3 separate regions of the Homo sapiens genome follow, and regions 1 and 2 are each linked to region 3. A link is a contact called in ENCODE Hi-C or POLR2A ChIA-PET data. All regions are on one chromosome and are shown on one strand. The core of a region is the stretch at or near the end of the contact, and the rest is flanking DNA. Distances in the headings are between cores, read along the strand shown. Region 1 overlaps ITGA2 (integrin subunit alpha 2). Region 2 holds the start of SLC38A9 (solute carrier family 38 member 9). Region 3 holds the start of ARL15 (ARF like GTPase 15).

Region 1 (4,723 bases), core at 552-3,051, 1.3 Mb before region 3:
GGAAGTTGAACAAGACGAAAAGGGACACAGAGTTGAGAGGATCCCACCAGGCAGAGTTCTGGGAACATGAGAGGCAGCCATATCTCCTTTCTCTGTCCAGGATTACCTCTAAGTATCCAAGACATTGTTGAAAGACAAGTATATTTGTAGTTTATAGTGAGATCCTAGTGCTGGTAAGACCAGGGACACTGGACATTTCTAAATCCTGCCTGGACCTTCTCATGACATCCCTGAATGATGTATAAACACAGGACAATAGGTCTGGGAAGCAAGGCACCACTCTATTATTGGCTGGGCCAGGGCTTTGAACTCCAGTATAGAGCTTTCTGGCAAGGTGTAGCACTGAGATTAGGCTCAAGGCCTAACCACCAGATGATACAAGCATACCCCACCATGCAAGAGGAAGAGACAGCACCTGTCTGACCTGAAGGGCTGAACCATATGGAATTCAGAAGCAGGAAGGACAGAGAACAAAAGTTGGCCAAGCAAGTCTGTCTGGGTCCTTTTGTTGATCTGGTCTTATGAAGCAAAGAAACAAGAGAGGCAAAACCATGGGCATGATTTTCTAAACTACATGAGGTGCAAAAAATGCAAAACATAGTTGTTGGCCTTAAGGAGTGTAAAATAGAGTCAGTGAGGAAGATTTATATGCAGAATAGGCAACTTTGAATAATATAGAAGACATCAGTCAGTGTAAACCCCTTGCAGTTAATGGTGTTTGTTTTCTTTCAGTGTCACTAGCTATAATAACTTAAGAGCTCATTTTCTTTTCCCAAGGCCTGGGTCATTAGAGAGACAAGGTTTTCTCATGACCTCTGTCATTTGCCCAGCCCTGCCAAGGTACCTTGCCACAGAGGGCAGGGCTGTGGCCAGGATCCAGGTGAATGGGTTATCCCATTACAGTGCTAGAGTGGGCCATGTTAGGACAAGCAGTCTTCACGACTCTCAGGCTCAAGGAAAATTATATGAAACTTGGAACCCAGAATTGCCTGTTTGTTTTGACAGTGGGCCCTGTGCCCTTCTCTACTCTTAATTTATGACAGTTGCATAGGCATTATGGAAGTAGCAGATGTGGGAAGGACTGTTTAAACATTGACTTTCCTTCTGATACTAATCAAGTTAGTTTTGGACACAGAAATTGGTATGACCATGAATTATTCCTTTAGCAAATTGCGAGTTCTTTTTCCATGGATTTATCATGTAATACATGCACACACACACAACTTTGTTTTCTTTATTCCCTTACTGCTTATTCTGAAGCTGTCATTTTGGTATCTTTTTCCTCTGCTTACTTTGACTTTCTTTGTAATCTTTCTATCTAAGTCCTGACTTCACTCCTTTCCCTCAGACAACTCACTGAAGGCTCTAGTCTGAGTATTCTTAAATCACACTCTGTTATTTTTAAAGTACAATTTTAGCTCTGTCATGTGTGCCATGTTTTCTAAGAATTTATGGGCATATTTACATCAGGATCTACCAGATTTTAACAAAATAATCTTAACTCTTTTGCTAGTTTCATTTATGAGACTTTCATTGCACTATGAACTTCAACTCTAGAAACAGTGGTGACATGGCTTTGATAATTCTGGAGCCTTTTTAACAGTCTCAAGTGAGCGGGATAATTTTAAAACAAGCTGACCTCCCAAGTAGAGTACCTGGGCAGCCCTCTGGCTGTAAGTAAGGCTGTGGTCTGTTCTCTTTTCGGTGTAGGCGGAGGGCCATCCCGCTTCAGAGCCCTCACTTCACACACAGGATGTTCCAATGTGGATGATGCAATTCTTATCACAAACAATCTACAAAGGATTGAGATATGTTTAAAATCATTTCCTGGAGTTTGTGGTGATATGCACTCTTTCTGTTTGTCTAATCTGAAGGCCTGTTGCAAGAACAATCTGAGCTCATTATGTGACTCAAAAACCAGAGAGAACTGCAATCTCTCTGTGTGATGAGGACTGACTGGGAATTAGGGTATTTCCAGTTGTAGAAATGTCTTTCATTCTAACAAGGACTAGTGCATTCTTTTTCCTTAAAGAGAGAGGAGAAATAGAAAGAACAAGTGTCATAGCAAAAAATAAAAATAAAAAAAATCCACCTATATATGAGCTTATAGTTTTAACTTTTTAATTGAGAAAAACTTTAATAAAGCTCTACATGTGTTATGAATATAGCATTGTCATCCACAGATGTGCCTATAGGAGAACTTTAAATAAAAAAAAAAGTTTAATTCTATAACAGACATCAAAGATTATGTCACGTGATACTTTGATAATAACACCACCTGGTATTTATTGAGTACTCTTTCCTTGCCAAACATGTAATACCCATAATTACTCTAGGAGCTTTGCAAAATTATTACCCCCTTTACAAATGAGAGGAGTGTGACTCAGAAATGTTAAGTAATTAACCTAAGATTACAGAGCTGATAATTAATAAAGATAGGGGAAGCTAATGCAAAATGAGACAAAATGTTCCAAACGTACATATTTTTGTAAGTATCCAAGAAGGAGAGTGACAGGATGTAGTTGGCATTTATAAATAATATTTAAATTTTATTTTAACATAAACTTTATGAAGTAAGAGAAACTTTCAGAATCTTGAATGAAAAATTCTGTTAGAGAATTTCCAATGTTAGCATCATTGGCTTTACCATCAGCTGTTTCCTGGGCAAAGATGATAGTTACCATCCATCTTTTCATCCTATCATAGACAGGAATTTCTTGTATGAATATACTCAGGAGCCGGAGCACAAGGGTTTTACCCTCAGCTTCCCCACCACTCCCTGGGTGACTTTGGGAAAGTCACACAACTTCTCTGGAGCAGAAAGTATGCCATCCTTATCAAACTGGAATGTTATGAGCACCTTGTGTGAGAATAAAAGTAAAGCACTTCAGGGCTGGGCTCGGTGGCTCATGCCTGTAATTCCAGCACTTTGGGAGGCCAAGGCGGGCGGATCACTTGAGGTCAGGAGTTCGAGACCAGTCTGGCTAACATGGTGAAACCCCATCTCTACCAAAACCATAAAAAATTAGCAGGGCGTGGTGGCAGGCACCTGTAATCCCAGCTCCTTGGGAGGCTGAGGCAGGAGAATCACTTGAACCTGGGAGGCAGATGTTGCAGTGAGCTGAGATCATACCACTGCAGTCTAGCCTTGGCAACAGAGGGAGATTCCATCTCAAAAAAAAAACTGGGTCCTCCCTACCTCTTCCTATCCCCTCAACCAATTCTCATCTGTCATGGATGAGCTTCCATGCATATTGGATTAGCTTCATGAAGTCCATTTCTTCTTCTTGGCCAAGAATGCTATTCTATTCCAATCCTCTTTCCAAAATAATCATGTCTTTGTCTTTTATGATATAGCCTTTTAAATATTAGCCAATTATCATCCTTTATATCTCTTTCAAAGATAAAAGTCTCTTACCATTAGGTTGTCCTGGCAGTGCCATTTAACATGCCAACTTCATTTATTCACAGAGTTTGCTTATATCTTATTTAATTAAATTAATTAATTAATTAATTAATTTGAGACAGAGTCTCAGTCTGTCACCAAGGCTGGAATGCAGTGGCTCAATTTTGGCTCACTGCAACCTCTGCCTCCTGGGTTCAAGTGATTCTCATGCCTCAGCCTCCTGAATAGCTGGAATTATAGGCATGTGCCACCATACTAGGCTAATTTTTTTTTTTTTTTTTGAGACGGAGTCTCACTCTTTTGCCCAGGATGGAGTGCAGTAGGGCAATCTCGGCTCACTGCAAGCTCCGCCTCCTGGGTTCATGCCATTCTCCTCCCTCAGCCTCCCAAGTAGCTGAAACTACAAGCGCCCACCACCATGCCTGGCTAATTTTTTATATTTTTAGTAGACACGAGGTTTCACCGTGTTGGCCAGGCTGATCTCGAACTCCTGGCCTCAAGTGATCCCATCTCAGCCTCCCAAAGTGCTGGGATTACAGGCGTGAGCCACCGAGCCTGGCCCTCCTTTTATTTTAAATTCATAACATAAATATTCCTTTTCTTCTTCCATTCAATTTTATTTTTTACTCATAACTTAGTCCAGTGTTTGATTCTATAAAGACATTAGAAATCCAACTGTAATATATTCTTACACTTTTATTTTAACTTTAAATACTTACTGTTAAAAATTTTATAAATACTTATTATGCTATTGCTGTACAATTAAGCCATCCTCAGCACTATTAATACAGGTATCCAAAGTGGCATGTCTCATCTCAACAATGACAACCCCCCAAGAGGCGGAGGTTGCAGTGAGCCAAGATCACGTCACTGCACTCCAGCCGGGGCAACAGTGAGACTCCAACTCAAAAAAAAAAAAAATCTATAGTAGGAAGGACACTTTAAATATCTCCTGATTTGCTTCTTCGTTCCTTCACTCTGGATACAAGTTTGTGTGTGCACCTACAAACACATGAATACATACACACCCATTGTTTGTGACTTGCACGTGGGAGAGATATGTTGCTCCAGAATGTCTGCTGTGCTTTAATGATCTATAAAAATCCTCCATGCCTCACCAACAAGTCTTATAATTTTAAGCTTTCCTCTGTGGTAATGTGTGAATATCTGTTTCTGGAATAAAGTTCATTTACAAAGGTGACTGGGACTTACACACACACCTTCCTAGTATCTAGTTGTCTAAGACATTTACATCCATCTAACTCCATCTAAAGAAGGATCTGGGGAATGCTAAGTGGCACAAGTGGCAACTATTTA
Region 2 (4,803 bases), core at 20-2,519, 1.4 Mb after region 3:
GGCCAAGGCAGGCGGATCACTTGAGATCAGGAGTTCAAGACCAGCCTGGCCAACATGGTGAAACCCCGTTTCTACTAAAAATACAAAAATTAGCGGGGCGTGGTGGCGGGCAGCTGTAATCCTAGCTACTCAGGAGGGTGAGGCACGAGAATCGCTTGAACCAGGGAGGCGGAGGTTGCAGTGAGCCGAGATCACTCCACTGCACTCCAGCCTGGGCGACAGAGCGAGACTCTTGTCTGAAAAAAAAAAAGAAAGAAAAGAAAAGAAAAAAGAAAACAAGGTGGAGGTACAACTTACAACTTATAGTGTGCTCATCTACAGAGCACGGCAATGGATAAGACACTGCCTGGGAGTCATGACAATTAGGTGTTGGTCGAGTTTGCCATTAAATGGTTACCTGGTGTTGAGTAGGTTTCTCCAACTCGGTGGACCTCAGTTTCCTTCTCTGTAAAATGAGGAGAATGCGCTTGACTAGCTGCTCTCAAACCCCTCTTCCAGCTTTACTATGCTGAGATGTCAAGCTACCCACTATCAACACACTCACTCTCACAACTGAGTCGTGTGAAAAGCGTGGCGAGGGCTTACCAGTCATGGCCCTCACCCCCTCTGTGGTCCTAGCTCAAGGCCCAAAGGGGGTTCCTCCCTCATGTTCCCCCTCTAGATGTCCCCAACTCGGGATGGAGAAAGGTGCTCCCAGCCGTGATCGCGCCACCTCACTCAAGCCCAAGCGACGGAGCAAGACCCTATCTCAAGAGAGAGAAAGAAGGGTGCTCCCATTCCTGCAAGTCCCACAATTCTCCTACTCCCTCCTTCTCTCACCCGAGGGTCAGGGTGTTCATTTACCCCAACCCTATCTTTTCTCTAAGGCTCCAGCTGACACCGACTCCCATAGACACTCGGATTTCCTCAGACCCCGAGGGACTCCTGACTTTCTTTCCCTGAGCCCTTGAGGAGCGCGCGCCGTGCCTCCGGAGCAGTCTCCGCGGCTCCAGGCTATGGCCTCCCTGAGCCCCAAAAGAAGAGACGGTTCCGATGCGCTGCAAAGAACTATCCCAGGTGACAGCCGGCTTCGCCCCAACTTCAACCCTTCCCGCCGCCTTCCCTCGGATACCTTCCCACCTCCCCGAGGGGCGAGTTTGCTAGACGTGGGAACGTGATCTACCTGAGCAGGCCGAGCCTTCAACCTCGGAGAACTAGACGAGAAGATAAAGATTCCCTTCCCAAATTCTCGCAATTTGCGACCGCGGGGCTCCTAGTCCAAACAGGAAGCGGCAATAGCCTGGGTCGCAGGGGCCGGCGGGAGTTGGAGTTCTGAATGCGCCAAGCCCGCGGTCGCTGTCAAACCTCTCGCCGCTACGGACTACAACTCCCAGAGGGCTCTGCGACGGCCAGCACGCCCATCACCGCAGGGCCCAGCCCCGAGGCTTCAGGAGGCTGGGCAGCCGGCGCGCCCAGGTGGGCGAGTCCAGTCGGAACTGCAGCCCCGAGTTTGCTCCAGTTCCTTGTCCCGGCTGGAGGCTGGGAGGGGTAGTAGAAGGAATGCAATCTCTTGCCATTCATAGAGCCCCGGAGGCCACGTGAGAAAACGCTGATGCGGCACCTCCATCGAGGGATCACCCCTCTTTTGGGCTTTCCTGGCGCGTGTTGTATGATCTGGTTACGTCCTTGGACCCTACAGACACAAAGGGAAGCTGGTTTGAAAAAACTGTTGAGTTGGCATGCTCCCTCCGTCGTCTAGATATTTGGGTTTGTTTTTTAAAAATGTGTTTGCAAATTAGTCTCTAGGCTAAAAGGGGCTTTAGAAGGATTTTAGAGGCCCACCCCACATACCCAGCAATTTTCCCCAAAACCTCCCCAAGTAAACATACAGTCTAAGTAAAATTAATGTGCTTGTTATGAAAATCAGTTCAAGGTCAGTCCCTGAAAAGCATATGGCCACCCTAAGCTCTTCTTACAAAGGAAGCCAGTGGCTCTTTTTGTTTCTTTTTCTTTTTTCTGTTTAAACCAGAAGAAACAGTGTCTGTAATGCCAGAAAAAAAACTAAAAATTTAGACCGGCTCCGTGGCTTATGCCTGTAATCTCACCATTTTGAGAGGCTGAGGTGGGAGAATCACTTGAGGCCAGGAGTTGGAGACCAGTCTGGGCAACATAGGGAGACCCCATTTCTACAAAAGAATTTAAAAAATTAACTGGGCAGGGTGGCACCTGCCTGTAGTCAAGCTTACTTGGGATGCTGAGGCAGGAGGATCATTTGAGGCCAGGAGTTAAGGCTGCAGTGAGCTATGATGGTGCCACTGCACTGCAGCCTGGGTGACAGAGCAAGACCCTGTCTCAAAAACAAAACGAAACAAAACAAAAAACCTAAACTTGAAAATTCAAATTTAGGCTGGGTGCGATGGCTCACACCTGTAATTGCAGCACTTTGGGAGGCTGAGGAGGGCAGATCACAAGGTCAGGAGTTTGAGACCAGCCTGACCAACATGGTGAAACCCGTCTCTGCTAAAAATACAAAAATTAGCCAGGCGTGGTGGTGTGCACCTGTAATCCCAGCTACTCTGGAGGCTGAGGCAGGAGAATCGCTTGAATCCGGTAGGCGGAGGTTGCAATGAGCTAAGATTGTGCCACTGCACTCCAGCATGGGCGACAGAGCGAGACTCAGTCTCTAAAATAAAATAAAATAAAAATTCAAATTTAACAAATAGCTAACATTGAATGCCAAGAATTTTACGTGTATATCTTTTTAAGTCTTTACCACAGTTCTGGAAATGATAATATCTCTTTAAGTCTTTATCACAGCTCTAGAAATGTATATTTTTCCTGTCTTACAGAAAAGGAAATAGTCCCAGAGAATTTAAGTGCCTTGTACAAGGCTAAACAACTACTAAGTGGCAGAAGATCTGGAATTCATACTAAGATCTTATCCCAAAGCCTGCGTGCTCTCAAACATTGCGTCTATTATGGAGGGCTTGACAAATGCAAGGCAAACGATTTAATGAATGTTGTCTTTAAGGGAGATAAAAGTTGTTTTGCTGATGGTATTCTTGTTCAAAAACTTTTTTAACTGTTCATTGGCCCTGCCTTCAAGTCAGGGCTGGTCAAGTAACACAAGTCAGTAATACATTCTTTTGATAGTTTCAGTGATAGCAACCTTTCTTTTTTTTCTGCATTCCAGGCTGAGAAAATAATTTCAAGCAAGGCTGGGAAACACAAAAGTAAATAGTATGAAATGATGTCAGCAAAAAATGGGAAAAAAGTAGGGAACTCAAAAATGAATAAGCTGGCAAAACTGTCAGGAGCACCTTTTTTGGAAACTCTGAAACTGATAAAAAAAACTCACAAAATCCAGGGGAACATGTAATGAAGAAAAAACTGCTGAATTTTGGTAAGAGAGTTCTGTGGTCATCTTCTATTCTCCAAGTTGTCAGTGGCCTTGAAGATGGCAGCCACATTCCTGGTGTGGGTTGCTGGCACCAGAGGGAGCACTATGGACCTTATCCTCAAGGAATTGTAGGTGTGTTTTGACCTCCCTGATGGTTTCCTGAAGGTTCAACTCAACGGCTTGCCTTTGTTTCACCTGCCTCAGAGCTTCCTCAGGGCTCAGGCAGCTTCCCAGGCAGTGTTTGTCAAAAACATTAAAGGCAAACAGCCAGTGTCACAGAAAGCAAGGTATGAAAGCCAGGACAAGCAATAAACAGACCAAAAATCCTGGGAAGGAAGAGGCTGGAGAAGGAGATAGTTGGGGGAATAAAGGCTTTGGAAAGCTTCATTTTATTCTGGGGAATCTAGAAGGCCATCGGCATGCCCTGGTCTGGATGCATACTCAGAGAAAAACCTAAGAACACCGTAAACTCTCACCTCTGACTGACCGTCAGCTTTCATGCAAGCAGGAAGTGAAGGCTAAGGTGGCGTTGTAAACTACCTCGTTAAGCATTGAAGGGGTGCCAGAACACATAGCTAACTGGCAAAGACTGGGAGTGTTTTCTCGCATTTTGGGCTTTTATCTTTTTATTTTTTGGTTTGAGACATTTAATAAAAGAAATAAACAACAACAAACTCTGGTGGGGAGTGGGAGAAGCAGATGTCCATAATTACCATATTATATACAAAATGTCCAGTTGTCAACAAGAAAAAATTATGAGGCATGCAAAGAAAAAAAGTATGGCTTATTTATAAGGAAAACATTTTTAAAGAACATTCCTTTGGGAAGCCCAGACATTGTCAACTGTCTTCAATATGCTCAAAGAACAAAGAAAATAATAGACAATAACTAAAGGAAACCAGGAAAAGTGAATTGTTCAATAAATAGAGGATACTATTAAAGAGGTAGAAATTATAAAAAGAAAGCAAATAGAGTTGCTGGAGTTGAAAAGCACAATAATTGAAATATAATGTTCACTGGAGGGGTTCAATAGCAGATTTGAGCAGGCAGAAGAAAGATTGGGGAATTTGAAGATACATCAAGAGTATACAGTTTGAGGAACAGAAAGAAAAAATAAGAAAAATGAACAAGACCTGTAAGGATTGTGGGACACTATCAAACAAACATTTGCACAGTGGGAATTCCAAAAGGAGAGGAGAAAATAAAGGAGTGTAAAGAATATTTGAAGAAATAATAGCTGAAAAATTACCAAATTTAATGAAAGACAGGCGTCTACACATCTAAGAAGCTCAATGAACTTCAGGGCGGATAAATTGAAAGGGATCGACACCAAGACAAATTGTGATTAAATTGTTAAAAGACAAAAACAGAGAATTTTGACAACAGCAAGAGAGAAATGACTGGTCATGTATAAGGAATCTTCA
Region 3 (4,894 bases), core at 561-3,060:
CACCTCAAAGACAGCTTTGTGATGCAATTTATAAATTTAAAACACATCCGGTAAATAAAGAAAATAATAAAATGTCAGAACCACCTGATTTTCTTTTTTAAGAACTATTTAAGTATTCAAAATTAGCTTTTAGTAGTACAGGCAATGTCACCCTTTCCTACTTGGTAATTATCCCAACAAACTTTCGCTTTAATTTAGGCAGACTGCAAGACAAAAACCATGTATTGTATTTTATAAGATAAATTACAAATTAAATCAGTTATTTAACTTAGAAAATAATCTTCTGGCAGCTCTCTTAACTTACAGGGCACCTTGTATTGTGAAGAATGTTCATAATCAGATAATCCCCGTAACCAGCTACAGTACTGGGTGAATAATATCCCTTTATCACAAAGATAAAGGAAGTTACTGCCATCAACAAATGAACAACAAAACAGAACTTGAATTCAGAATTTTAGATCCAGCTCCATTCACAAGGCTATGCATTAACTGCAGTCACCATCCTTTCCCACAAGACCATCAAGCTCTGAAGCATTAGGAGAAACATTTTCTTTATGTACACTAAAATAAGCCCAAATACACAGATAACAGCACAAAGCCGGTCCGGCGTTTCTTGGCCATCAAAGCATGCACAGACTTTCTCAGTACAGCCTTAAGTGTAATTCCTAGAAGGCACTGGCAAATCTCTGCCAGGCCAATCTGCAGTCGAAAACCGAGTGCATGTGTCCAACAAGATGACAGGAGGGTCAATGTTTCTAACCGTCTACTTCAACTCTGCATGGCAATAGCGGTTCTGCCCAACATGGTAAACACAATAATCGTATAGGATCGAACACAAGTCTCTGTAAATGAGGATCCCCTTAAACGCAAACAAGCAACTCTGGGGAAATATAATTTCTGGAACAAAACATGGTGCTCGCATAATTCCACAAAGACACATAGAAGTCCATTTTTAAAATGATGTTCGGTCCCAGCACTGTGCTGACACTTTTCCCACCTAAACTTCTCAGCACAAGCCTGGCCTAAACAGCCGGGTTCCAATCCGTGCACAGTGGAACCGCGGCACGCACCCAAGACCGGAATGGTGGGGCTATACCTGTCCCTACTCAGTCCTGTTCGTGCCAGCCTGCGAGGTAGTTTAGACCCGTCTGCTTTATGGTAATGTGCTTTTAAAACCCCGCCACGACCGAGGTCATAGCTTTAGAGATTTAATAACAATCAAATGACCAGGGCTGCTGGGCACTTAGTGAGCCATTCTGGTTATGGCTCTTTAATAGCACCTGGAGTTCTGCTCCAGGGAGAGAGGAAAACTCCTGCTCCCCCGGAAAGAAAGTCCTCTGCGGAGAGCGCAGAGGGAAGCCAGGAAGCCGATCGCGGGCAGGGGACGCGCCGCCGCGGCCGCCCCATCTCTCAAGCAGCCCCAGCGCGACCCTCGCCCTGCAGCCGTGCTGGCCCAGGCCGCACCTTTACCTGTCAGCTCCACCACCCACCCGCCCTGGAGGCTGCCCCTCCGAGTCCAGGGAAAGGCTTACCAGCCGGCTGCGGGAGAAAGAACCCCAGAGGCATCCTATCCCAAAGAAAGAAAGCAAAAAGGCTGCTCCTCAAGGCAGGGGGCCATCGGGCACGCCGAGATCCGAGAGGCGACATGCCACCCCTGCCCTGCACCTACCAGATAATCCATGTACAGAAACGCCTCAGTTATTCGGAGATCAGACATCCGGCAGCCTAAAGCATCCGGAACGGCTCCGAACCCGGAAAAAAAAAGCAGCGTCTCTGGCTGCGAGCGAGCAGCTCCTGAAAAAGCCAGCAACAGCGAAAATAGCCGAAAGCAGCCGACTAGCCGGAGATTACACAAGGGGCGCGGCGATTGGCCAGGCGGGCGGGCAGAAGGAAAGAAGCGTGCTCATTGGCTGCGGCGCCTATAAAAGGCAGGCCCCAGCTGGTGGCAGGAGAGAAACGCGGGAGTGGTGGGGGATGTGGGTTCCTGTGTGCTGAGCGGAGGAGCCGGGGTGGGGGCGGTGCAAGCGGAAGAAAGAGCCAAGAGAGCGGAAAATCGGCTGGTGCTGTCGCCGCCCGAGTTTTGTGTTTCCACAGCTTTCCAGTTGGGTACAACGGAGCCGAACTCCGTGTTCCCGGGCTGGAGAGCCTTGGTGTCCCCGCCAACCCCCAGTAGGAAGCGAGCGCTGTAACATGGGAGGCGTGGTCGCCACTGATCTTGTCTCCCCCCAGAGCCTTCCTAAAGGCTCTGCCGCCACGAGACTGCACCACCGGGAAAGAAGTGTGTGAAAGTGTACTCCGTAAACAGGCAATCCTGTACGCGACTTAGGGGCAGAAAGACCCTCCGCACTTTTATCATTTGAAAGTAAGGTGGACGATTCCAGCCTGGTGTCCCTGAGGGTACACACAGGCCCCCCGCGCAGCCAGAGGTGACTCAGGAACCCCCCTTCCAACCCCTGCGTAGAACGCCGAACAGTCTTCGGAGAATTCGCTTTCCTCCACGTGAAAAGGAAAAGAAAAACATTTGAGGAGTCGCAGTAGTCACTTGTACTCCCCAAACACACGGGAAGAAGTTGATCAGTTTGCATGCTTGGAGTCAAATTACGCTCAGCACAAATCCAACGCCCCTGAATTAAATGAGCAGTAGAAGCTCTCTGCAAAAAACACAACAGTATTTGTGACCCGGTATTATTTCAGGAGGTAAAAACATCTATAAGCAGATGCATTTGGGACGTATGCATTTCCTGGTAATGTCAATATCGCATTAAGCTAGTGGGTTTGGGCAGGGAAAGCCTGAATCGGACAAGAAGCTGGCTTTTTTTTTTTTTAGGCTATAAATAACCAGACCATGCCAGACACATGTTCTTAGGCTATGTTCTTAGGCTCAGGTGATTGGAGTGCCCCCCCCCCCATCCCCACCCTCAGGGCTTAGGGAGAATGGAAGATAAGGTGGATGCTGTCACCTGTATTAATAGTTAGGGCTTGCATACATACAGTAAAGTTTCAAGAGTGAAACTTCATCGACTGAACTCTTTATGAAGTGACTGCCTGACTCTACACGCGATGTTTTAGGAGTTGAATTTTTACTTTCCCCCTGACACCTTTCTTTTTTGTATCCTCAAGAAACAAATTTCCGTACCGTAAGTTTACCTGGGACTACCAAAACAGTTCTGTTAGATGACCGTGGAATTCACCCCAAATGTGCACATAACCAATAAGGGCGAGGCAGCCCCCTAGAGGGAGCTGTAGGTTGATGAGCCAAGTGATTTTAGGTATGCAGTCTAATTTCCAAACCTGTTTCCTCAGCTGCAAAACGAGAATTCCTACAGCCAGAAAGTTGTGAGGGTTTGGGCGGGGGGCGGGGTTGGGGAAGTTGTTTTTGTTTTTTTGAGACAGGGATTCTCTCTGTCGCCCAGGCTGGAGTGCAGTGGCGCGATCTCGGCTCGCTGCAACCTCCGCCTCGCCGGCTCAAGCATCCTCCCACCTCAGCCTGCAGAGTCGCTGGGACCACAGGTGTGCACGACTACGCTCGTCTAATTTTTTGTATTTTAAGGGTAAAGACAAGGTCTCACTATGTTGCCCAGGCCTGTTTCTAACTCCTGGACTCAAGCAATCCGCCCACCTCGGCCTCCCAAAGTGCTATTAGATCCAATTTTGATTTTCCTTGGCATTCTGTTAATTCAAACACATGTAGGTTTAGAAGAGATTTTCACCTAGATTTTGGAGGAGATGGACGTCCATAAACGTACACTCTTTAGCACAATTTGTTTGAAACTAATTTGGAAAACAAAATCTCTCAATGAGCAGAAATAGTCATGGAACATTTTTTGTTTGTTTTGCTTTTCTTCGTGAATAAGCATATTTAAAATAAGATAAAGGGCTTGAGTTAGCAAAGAGACACCTTATGGACCATTGTCTTAGTGATAAATGATGTGTGGGCTACTGCCCAGTCAGGCTTTCGAGAGGCCTATCAGTCTCTATGCAGAGGAGGATAGCCACTCAGAAGCAGGTGGCTTCTGCCTTTCCTTTAAAAGTTAAGCTTAGGGAAAGATAGTCCTGAACATGTCATTAGGGTCAGTATGGTTCTTGCTGCCTCTAAGAATTAGTATATGGGGCCAAAGCAGGGAGATGAAAGAATATGTTCAAGGAAAAGTTCCAAAGACTGCACCATAATATTCACTTTATTCCACACAATTTGCACATTCATTGTGACTGGCATCAATGAAAACCTTGTAGTCAGTGTAATGTATTAAAAAATCACATATTGCATTTTAGGAAAGAGTCCTTATAAAACAACAACAACAACCTGTAGATTTTGAACTCCATATGGAGCACATTTTTTCAATTAGATGTTTTCTGAGATGTCAGTGAGTCCGCCCCTACAGAGGAAAGAGGCTAACTTGACTGAATTGGTATGAACAGATAATACACTACCCACTACATGAAGCTGCAGTCATAGCTGATAGGGTTGGTAGCACCTATTGAGGTAATCACCTCAATACATGCTTTTTAAAAGAGTGTAGAGAAGTTAGAATGCATTTAATCAACCTACCATACTGTATGCCAAGTAACAGACTGCAATCCAGAACAAGACATGATCTCATTAACCTAGTTCTGCCCTTGCTGTCAGTGAAAAGAATGACCCTCTTCCAGATGCGGAAGAAACATGTAAACTCATGAGGCAATTGCATTAGTGCATAGGTTTTGAGGAAAGAGGCTGATACGGTTTGGCTGTGACCCCACCCAGATCTCATCTTGAATTCCCACGTGTTGTGGGAGGGACCCGGTGGGAGGAAGTTGAGTCAAGGGGGCGAGTCTTTCCCATGCTGTCCTCATGATAGTGGTAAGTCTCATGAGATCTGATGGTTTTATTAGGAGGAATTTCCCTGCACAAGCT

What was found. A loop is a pair of places that touch in the nucleus more often than their neighbours do. ChIA-PET counts read pairs that join two places held with the same protein, here RNA polymerase II (POLR2A). Pooled maps may share reads with other maps.
Region 1: a pooled map shows a loop between it and region 3 (2.7-fold over the local background). The contact joins the enhancer-like site here to the promoter of ARL15 in region 3. A Hi-C loop is called at or near these places in 2 of 50 pooled maps. POLR2A ChIA-PET finds 5 or more read pairs at or near these places in 2 of 52 experiments (activated CD8-positive, alpha-beta T cell and activated naive CD4-positive, alpha-beta T cell).
Region 2: a loop to region 3 is called in a map of CD8-positive, alpha-beta T cell, with 6 times the contacts of the local background. The contact joins the promoter of SLC38A9 here to the promoter of ARL15 in region 3. A Hi-C loop is called at or near these places in 4 of 168 maps with a recorded cell type or tissue (B cell, CD4-positive, alpha-beta T cell, CD8-positive, alpha-beta T cell and 1 more) and 9 of 50 pooled maps.

The regions. Positions count from the first base shown.
Region 1 is chr5:53,030,095-53,034,817 of GRCh38, forward strand. The region is part of intron 2 of ITGA2 (integrin subunit alpha 2); the gene reads left to right. All of the region lies in intron 1 of LOC124900974 (a long non-coding RNA gene), which reads right to left. Among named protein-coding and RNA genes, the nearest start is that of ITGA2-AS1, 42 kb to the left of the region's middle. Within about 2 kb of position 1,802, at least 9 of the 41 ENCODE cell types and tissues checked have a DNase peak (open chromatin) inside an H3K27ac peak, as active enhancers do.
Region 2 is chr5:55,711,055-55,715,857 of GRCh38, forward strand. SLC38A9 (solute carrier family 38 member 9) reads right to left here and starts at 1,270. Exons shown (of 16, transcript NM_173514.4): 1 at 1,163-1,270; 2 at 398-445. RefSeq lists enhancers at 718-797, 1,368-1,417, 1,508-1,697, 1,533-2,176.
Region 3 is chr5:54,308,763-54,313,656 of GRCh38, forward strand. It overlaps ARL15 (ARF like GTPase 15), which reads right to left and starts at 1,811. Exons shown (of 5, transcript NM_019087.3): 1 at 1,670-1,811. The coding sequence starts at 1,717. RefSeq lists a cis regulatory region at 4,572-4,894.